2 separate regions of the Homo sapiens genome follow, and region 1 is linked to region 2. The links are chromatin loops, found by intact Hi-C in ENCODE. Cell type or tissue: B cell. All regions are shown on one strand. Links, peaks and the distances in the headings refer to the core of each region. The heading gives the core; the rest is flanking DNA. Region 1 holds the start of LOC124904301 (a long non-coding RNA gene). Region 2 overlaps LOC105372114 (a long non-coding RNA gene).

What was found. Peaks named below come from ENCODE experiments on the same cell type or tissue, not always from the same donor. Only the 100,000 strongest peaks of a DNase experiment are listed, where the experiment ranks them.
Region 1: it touches region 2 in a loop (5-fold over the local background); 16 of 110 quality-filtered maps call a loop at or near these places.

The regions. Positions count from the first base shown.
Region 1 is chr18:50,305,519-50,309,913 of GRCh38, forward strand. LOC124904301 (a long non-coding RNA gene) reads right to left here and starts at 3,916. Exons shown (of 2, transcript XR_007066367.1): 1 at 2,154-3,916; 2 at 1,387-1,658. In B cell, for the core only: no CTCF peak of the experiment used is centred there; a DNase peak (open chromatin) is centred at 2,333; H3K4me3 peaks cover 1,280 bases; H3K27ac peaks cover 509 bases.
Region 2 is chr18:50,355,263-50,359,657 of GRCh38, forward strand. It overlaps LOC105372114 (a long non-coding RNA gene), which reads right to left. Exons shown (of 3, transcript XR_935466.3): 2 at 596-690. Among named protein-coding and RNA genes, the nearest start is that of SKA1, 18 kb to the right of the region's middle. In B cell, for the core only: CTCF peaks have their summits at 2,168 (motif pointing left) and 2,371; DNase peaks (open chromatin) are centred at 1,509 and 2,159; H3K4me3 peaks cover 324 bases; H3K27ac peaks cover 270 bases.

The DNA.
Region 1 (4,395 bases), core at 138-4,137, 50 kb before region 2:
CTACTTAAAACCTTTTCTTGTTATACTGCTGGATTTGATATGGTAATATTTCATTTAGGATTTTTGCAGCTATGTTCATGAGAGATATTAAGTTTCTTTACTTGTAATTTCTTTTCCTGGTTTTGGTATCAGAGTAATACTGCCTTCATAAACTGCATCAGACAGAGTTATTTTCCTTTATATTTTTTAGACAGTTTATGTAGAGTTGGTATTATTTATTTTTAAAAGGTTTTATAGAATTTGCCAGTGAAGCCAATTGGATCTGGAGTCTTTATTGTTTTTTAGTGGAGAAGGATTTTAAATGTAAATTTAATTTTCTTAACATATATAGGACTATTTAGGTTTAGCTATTTCTTCAATAAAATTTGGTAGTTTGTGCCTTTTAAAAAATGTGTCCAATTCATCTACATTGTCTAATTAATAGGCATATAATTATTTGTAATATTCTTGCAATATCCTTGTAGTACTTGTAGGTTCTTCAGTGACCCTGATATTGGTAATTTTTGTCTTCTCTTTTTTGTCAGTATGACTAGAGGCTTATTGATTGATATTTTAAAAGAATGAGTTTTTTATTTTTCTTTATTGTATTTCTATTTTCAATTTTATTATTATTCCCTTTCTTCTGCTTGTTTTGTATTTTATTTGCTCTTCTCTTTCAAGTTTATTAAGGTGGTTTATCACTAATTTTGAGACCTTTTCTAATCAATGTCTTTCTAAGCACCATTTTAGCTGCATCCCACAAATTTTGAACTCTTCACTTCCATTTAGTTCAAAATATTTACCAATTGACATCTACTTCTGCTTGGATTCATGGGTTATTTAGAAGTATGCTGTTTAAATCTCAAATATCAAGTAGTTTTTCAGACATCTGTAATTTTTAGTTTAACTATTTTATGTTTAGAGAAAACATTTTGTATAGTTTCAATTTTTAATAATTTGTTAAGGTGTGTTTTATGGCTTAAAATGCGATGTATCTTTATCAATGCTCTATGTGTACTTGAAAATAATGTGTATTCTGTTCTTTGTTGGGTGGGGATATTCTAATAGATATAGTGTGTGTGTGTGTATATATATATATATAATTATATATGATACAATGATACATAACGACCTATAGATCAAGTTAATAGCATTGTTTAAGTCATAGTTTTAAACTGAATTTTCTGGAGCCCTGAAGTCCAATCTCTGGGTTGGAAGAGGATCTTTAAGTTTGAATACAGAATCCAATCAAAATAGATCTGTTTTTGTTGCTTGTCAAGTCTATCTATAAACACTGCCTTGAAGCCTGCAGTCTGCACACACCAGATTGTTTACTAGCTCCGGGTTCTAATGTTCTGGGACCTAGAGATATTGTGTTAGTCTATAATAGTTTCATGCATGAGCCAATTCTTTTCTGAATTCGATTTTAATATCCCTGAGTATTTCCTAAAGGAAAGGAGGTTTTCTGGACTGTTATACTGGCTAGGCAGAAACAAAGAAATTAGGGTGCTTAGGCCACCACATGTTGTGTCTGTAGCGCTATGCAAGACCTGCCAACATTCTACCGCGGGCGGCATTCCTTTGGTCTCCTCCACAACCACAGTCCTTCCAGTCTTTCATCCTTCCTCCAGTTTCCTGGTGTGTAGGGCCAGTTCTGCCAAGCAGCTCCCAGGGGTGAACTGATAACGAAATGCAGTCTTAGAAGGCTGAGAGACAGAGGCTTGAGAGAAGCCCACAGCTCCATCACATTCCACAAACCACTCTTCAGAGGAGCAGAGCGAGTTTCGGATCACAAAGCTGGGTAACGGCCAGTTCAGAGCCCAGATCTTCTGCCTCCCAGCCCTGTGTCCCTCTTGGGACATACACACCCCTTCACAAGGGGACTGACCTTCTGGGTGACTTGCAGACTAATGGGCCTTCAAGACCCCAAGTGACAATTTTCCAGAGACATAATTTATGTATTAAAGCTGGCTAGTGGGGGATGTTTCTTGAAGGTAGGGTAGGTGGTTAACAGGTTTTCTTTATATTTAATCACCTAACAAATCTTATACCAGAGCACACTCCCCTTATAAAGGGAGGGCTGATCGCGGTCTAGGTGGGTGGGCTAGGCCTGGGGGCGGGTAAAGAAGGAAAATTCTCAGGGTCTTGCACGCTCCCCCAACTCCTGCGTTTACCAGGATCACCACGTTTAGAGTGGAGCCCTTTATCTTCCGCAGCAAGGGGTCAAACGGCTGGCCTTATGCGTATTTTTGTCTTTCCTGGGTGCGCCCGGAGCTAAGAAGGGAAACCGTGGCGGTTAGAGACCAGAAGTAGGCTCTGTCACTATGGAAACCGAGGACGCTGGGGCTCGTGCCCTCCTATTGGGGCTGAGTTGCTGAGTCTGCGCAGTTTTCATCTCATGTCGGTCACGCCCCCAGCTGCGCTGCACGCTGGCTCTCGGGTTCAGCCCGAAAAGTGGAGACTGAGGAAATAGGTGGTGGTGAATACAACATTCTTTCTCATGAGACACTCACCGTGTGGTTGGAGAAATTACGTAAAAAAAAACAATTTCAGTTTTTAAAAAGTGCCATTAATAACAGAGGAGTGCAAATCGAGACAGCACCTTCTGAAGGATAAATAATTTACCAGTGTAATGTGTAGGAATAACGGATGCTGTGGGGCACCCGGTTCTACTTCCAGACTCAAGAATGTGTTCCTCCAGTTGCAGGGTGTGTTGCTAGCAGAAAGCGTTGCTAGCAGAAAGCCTTCAATTGTAAGTCCTCTTCTGAGTTGCCTAAGCCAAAGAGAGTTACACACTGAAGGTCACGCCCGTTTCCTGGACAGTTCACATCCAATGACGCATCAGTGACATGGAGTATAAAGCCTTTCCTGATTGCCTCAATCCTGGGCAATTCTTGCAGGTTGTCCCAGCTTCAGAGCTCCATGTGCTGGGCGGTGGATTTCAACATCTCATGTTGAACGGCTATGGCAGTTCAACATCTCACTCTGCCCAATTCTGCTTTCTTCCACTCTGTACGTTTTTCTATTAGTGGTGATTTCATGAACAAAAATGAGAAATTTTCTACTGTGAAGCAGCTATTTTTATTTTCATTAATCTCTTCTTTAAACAGAAAACAGTACCTTTGGTCAGTTTTAAGCCCTTGGAAAAAAATTTTTTTTTCACTCTCTGGTTACTAAGGAAAAGTCTGCATTTCAATCATTGCATGTGACAGACTGCCACGGTTACTACTTGAGACCGTCAGTGGGGCAGTTACTACTGTCACTACTTGAGACCATCATTACAAGAGTGAATGAAGGGACGAACATAGAAATGAAAACTTAAGACAACAGAAACTGTTTTAAAGGAAGGGGCCAGAGGAAGAAGAAGAGAGCTCCCTGCTTCTAGTGAGCAAAGGCAGCCCCTGAGCTTCTACAGCCCTTCGTATTTATTGGGTAGAAAAAGCAAGGAAGAGGAGGTAACGATTGGTCAGCTGCTTAACTGATCACAGGTTCATATTATTACTAACAGGCTTCAGATGTACCTAATCACAGGAAACACTGCGCTTGGGGTGTGACTGCCCTCAGCATTCCTTCTGGGTGGCAGACGCAGTTTGACAGTTTGCCAACATTCTGCATTTATGAGAACAGTTTGCTGTTTACTCATATAGCCTCCAGTGGTATACTGAGTTGATCACGACCCTCACTCTTTTGGCCTGCAATAATTGTACCCCTATATGTGTTGTTTTCCTTCAGCTGCTTTCAGTAATTTTCCTTTACGTTTGGTTTCGGTGGTTTAATTACAACATGTTTGGGTATGGTTTTCTTTTTTTAGTCTATTTTTGAGCCCGTTTGGGGTTCATTGAGCTTCTTGAATATGTAAATTTATGTATTTCACTAAATTTGAGATGTTCTAGCCAATTTTTCCAAATATATTTTTGTGCGCACTAATCTCATTTTCTTCTTCTGAGACTCCAATTATATAGAAGTTAATTTTTTCATGTATTTATTTATTTATTTATTTACAGGGTCTCTCTCTCTCTCTCTGTTACCCAGGCTGAAGTACAGTGGTGCCATCAAGGCTTATTTCAGCCTTGACCTTCTGGGCTCAAGTGGTCCCCCTATCTCAGTCTTCTGGGTAGCTGAGACTACAGGTGCATGCTGCCATGTCTGGCTATATTTTTTTTAATTTTTAATTTTTGTAAAGACAGGATCTCACTATGTTGCCCAGGCTGGTCTTGAACTCCTGGGCTCAAGTGATTTTCCTACCTTGGTATTGCAAAGTGCTGGGATTACAGGTGTGAGCTATCATCATGCCTGGTTAACTTGGATTTTTTATATTGTTCAAAAAGTTTTCAAAGCTCTGTCCACTGCTTTTCTTTTCTCTCTCTCTCTCTCTGTCTCTCTCTCTGAGATAGAGACAGGATCTTGCCCAGGCTG
Region 2 (4,395 bases), core at 82-4,081:
ATAATGATAATAATTGTAATTATTTCTCAGTACCTGCACATTCTGTACCTGAGGATTTGACCAACCAAAGGTCAAAAATATTTGAAAAAAATCAACACAGATAATATGACTAGAAATCATATGGATTTGAAAAATAGTACAGCATAACCGCTATTCATATAACATTTACATTTTATTAGGCATTGTAAGTAATCTAGAGATGGTTTAAAGTATACAGGAAGATGTGTGTACATTATATGCAAATACTACACCATCTTATATATAGACTTGAGCATCTGAGGATTTGGGGTCCAAGGGAGGTCCTGGAACCAACCTTCCATAGATACAGAGAGATAACTATTGATTATTTTAAAAAAAAGTTAGGATGTTAATTGAAAGTACATGGCAGCTCCTAAGAAAATAATTTTTAAATATTCAGAAAAGAAAATTAGGAGGAAATCCAAACTTTGTATTAGAAAAAAATCAATTAAACAAGAAAGCAATATTGAAAGAATTGGGGGGAAAACATAACAAATATATAAAACTAAGAGCAAAGTAGCAAAAGTAAATCTTTCCTTATCAGTAATCACTTTAAATATAAATAACTGAAACTCACCAGTTAAAAGACAAAAACTGGCAGGATGGATTAAAAAATAAAAGCATGTTGTCTGCCCACAAGAGACTAACTTTAGGTCCAAAGATACAAATAGGCTGAAAATAAACAGACAGAAAATGATATTCCACACAAATAGTTGCCAAAACAGAGCTGGTATAACTACACTAATATCAGATGAAATAGACATGAAGTTAAAATTACAAAAGACAAGCAAATTCACTATTCATTGATAAAGGGTCAATTTATCAAGAAGATGTAACAATAATAAACATATATGCACTGCTATGATTTGGGCATGGTTTTGCTGTTGTTGTTGTTCCTGCCAAAGCTCGTGTTGAAACTTGATTCCCAATGTGGTAGTGTTGGGAGGTGGGGCCTAGTGGGAAGTGTTTGGGTCATAAGGGCAGATCCCTCATGAATGGCTTGGTGCTGTTCTCAAGATAGTCAGTGAGTTCTTCCTATTTTAAGACTGGATCTGGATTAGTTCTCACAGGAATTGATTAGTTTCTACAAGTGTGGTTGTTACAAAGCCAGGTCACCCCTCATGTTTCTCTTTCTTCACACGTCTGCTTCCTCTTTGCCCTTCTCTGTCATGTTGTGACTCAGCACAGAAGCCCTTGCCAGAGCCAGGGTCATGCCATTGAGATCCTCAGCCTGCAGAACCATGAGCTAAATAAAACTCTTTTCTTTATAAATTACCCAGTCTCAGGTATTCTTTTATAGCAACACAAAAGGGACTGAGACATGCACCAAACAACAGAACTCCAAAATGTATGAAGCCAAAAAAATGACAGACTTGAAGGGAGAAATAGACAGTTCTGCAATGCAGTGGGTTGACATCCTGGGACTGCTGCTCCTGGTGGTAGGGGTTGACAGGACAAGCTATCTGCCCACATGGTGCTCACGGACTAGCAGAGGAGGCAGTGACAACTGCTGTGAAATAGTAGTGAGTGTTAAGAAGAAAGATGGGGAGAGGCACGTTAGGCAGAGTGAGGAAGTGAGAGAGATAAGGCAGGAGGGGTGTTGCAGAGCAGGTGAGAGAGGGGTATCCTAAGCAGGTGGCATTGGCAGAGAAGGCTGGGAATGGTCTACACATCCCATGTTTGTTTCTGAGTGGTGGGATAATGAATTTTTTGTTTTATTCTTTATATTTTTCTGTGTGTGTGTGTGTGTGTGTGTGTGTGTGTGTGTGTGTTTGAGACAGGGTCTCTCTTTGTCACTCAGGCTGGAGTGCAGCAGCACAATCTCTACTCACTGCAGCCTCCACCTCCTGGGTTCAAGTGATTCTCGTGCCTCAGCCTCCTGAGTAGCTGGGATTACAGGTGTGTACCACCACAGCTGGCTAATTTTTAAATTTTTTATAAAGTCAGGGTCTCACTATGTTGCCCAGGATAACATTTTCAATTAAAAACATGTGCTACTTTGATTTTCAGAAAAAGGGAGTGCTTAAAAAGAGAGCGAAAGTTCAACTTCATAAACTTGAAGAGCACTGCTGACTTCCTACCTGTGGCCACGTAGTCCTAGCTGCGTTTTTCTGGTGGCTTCCAGAAGAATGGCACTGCCCTGCCACCTTGTGGCCATGTGGCAAGTAAACCTTCCAGCCAGCATTACAATAAAGCCAAAATCTGTTTTCTCACGTTTGAGGAAGATGACAAATATTCAGCATTCTAAGTAAGCTATGATTTGGATGGAGCTTTATTGATAGCACTCAGAGATAACGTGTTCTGCTTTATGGTAATACTTCATCCTTTTGGCATCATCAAGAAACAGCCTCTCTACTCAAAGCTTAACTCTTAAGGACCTACATAAAGATTATCTGAACATTCTTATTCATTTCTTACAGAGTGTATTGAACACAAAAACCTTTCCTTTAGAGCTCATGATTTTTAAAAACAATATCTCCTCAATGCAAAGATAAGTTCAATCCATCACCAGGAAGAGCCCAGGCTTAGCTCATAGGAAATACAAGTGAATCCAGGGATGGTGGAGAATTTTTTTTTTCTTTTTCTTTTGTTATTTATTTATTTGTTTGAGACAGGGTCTTTCTCTGTCAACCAGGCTGGAGTGCAGTGACACCATCATGGCTTACTGCAGCCTCATCCACCTGGGCTCAAGCGATCCTCCCATCTCAGCCTCCTGAGTAGCTGTGACTACAGGTGCGTGCCACCACTCCTGACTAATGTTTGTATTTTTTTTAAGAGACCTGGTTTCACCATGGTCCCCAGGCTGGTCTTGAACTCCTGAGCTCAAGCAATACGCTGGTAGGGCTTTTTCTTATTGTTACCCTCTGTATTGATTTGTTCAGGTTGCCAAAACAAAGTACCACAAACTGAGTGGCTTCTTACACAACAGAACTTTATTGTCCACAGCGCTGGAGGTAAGAAGTTTGAAATCAAGGTATTGGCAGGGGTTGTTTCCTCTGAGGGGAAGGTCTGCTCCAAGCCTCTCTCCTTGGCTTGTATGGCCATCTTCTCCCTGCCTGTTCACATCACCATCCTCTCTGCATGTCTTCATGTCCAAATTTCCTCTTTTTTGTAAAGACAATAGTCATATTGGTTTAGGGCCCAGCAAATGACCTCATTTTAACTTGATTACCTCTGTAAAGATCCTATCTGCAAATAAGTCACATTTTGAGGTATTGGGGGTTAGGACTTTGAAATATGAATGTGGGGTGAGCACAGTTCAACTCCTGACACCCCTCCTGGTGTTGCATTTCAGTAGAAGACCAGTGAGCCTCAGGTAGGAACCTGGAAAGCCCCACCGTCTTGTTTCCTCCCATCTTCCCTTTCTTTTCCCTCAATGGCTTTCAACTCTGATTCACATTAGAATTATCCAAGGAGTTTTTAAATTTCTGATTCTGAACCCCACCCCTAGACCAACTAAATCAGAAGAAAACTCGCAGGGAAACTTAATCCAAGAAGGGATCAAGGAAGGCTTCCAATGGGAGGGGATTCGTTCACTACATTTTGAAAAATGAATGGATGATTGAGATAGAGAATAATGAGAGGTGTAGAAAGAACATCATAACCAAAGACTTAGTGGGGTCAGACAACATGGGTGGGCTGGCAGGGCTTGTGTGTGTCCTGATGGCAGAGGGAGGGGTGGGGGGTCACACACAGGGGCACAGGAGCAACCCTACAGGCAGCTGTTGCTGTGAGATAAACGTCCAAGCAGGAGGTGCTGAAAGATGAAGCTGATGAGGCAGGCAGGGGCCAAATCAAGAGAGGATGTGTGCCTCATGCAAAGAAGCCTGGGTTTCCACATCAGCATTTCAGAAAGGGAGCTGCCATCACCCCCAAGCTCACTACTGACCATAATGTCAGGTGTGGCTGCCCTCCTGTCAACTGCATCACCATTGTGATTCTACTTTCATAAGCAATGACAAGTGTGAGTTCACTGTTACGACAAAGGATGTCGTTGCCAATTCTGAAGCTGCTGTGGATGGCAGTGAGGCAGGATAGAGTGGAAGAGGCAAGACCAGGAGCTGGGCAAGACCAGTGAAGTATAATGGATGGCAGAGAGGTGTAGACCCTAGTCAGGAGGACAGACAGTTAAGAAATGCATTGGGTGGACCGGGCGCGGTGGCTCATGCTCATAATCCTGCACTTTGGGAGGCTGAGGTGGGCAGATCACCTGAGGTCGGGAGTTTGAGACCAGCCTGACCAATGTGCAGAAACCCTGTCTCTACTAAAAATACAAAATTAGCTGAGCATGGTGGCACATGCCTGTAGTCCCAGCTACTCAGGAGGCTGAGGCAGGAGAATCGCTTGAACCTGGAAGGAGGAGGTTGCAGTGAGCCA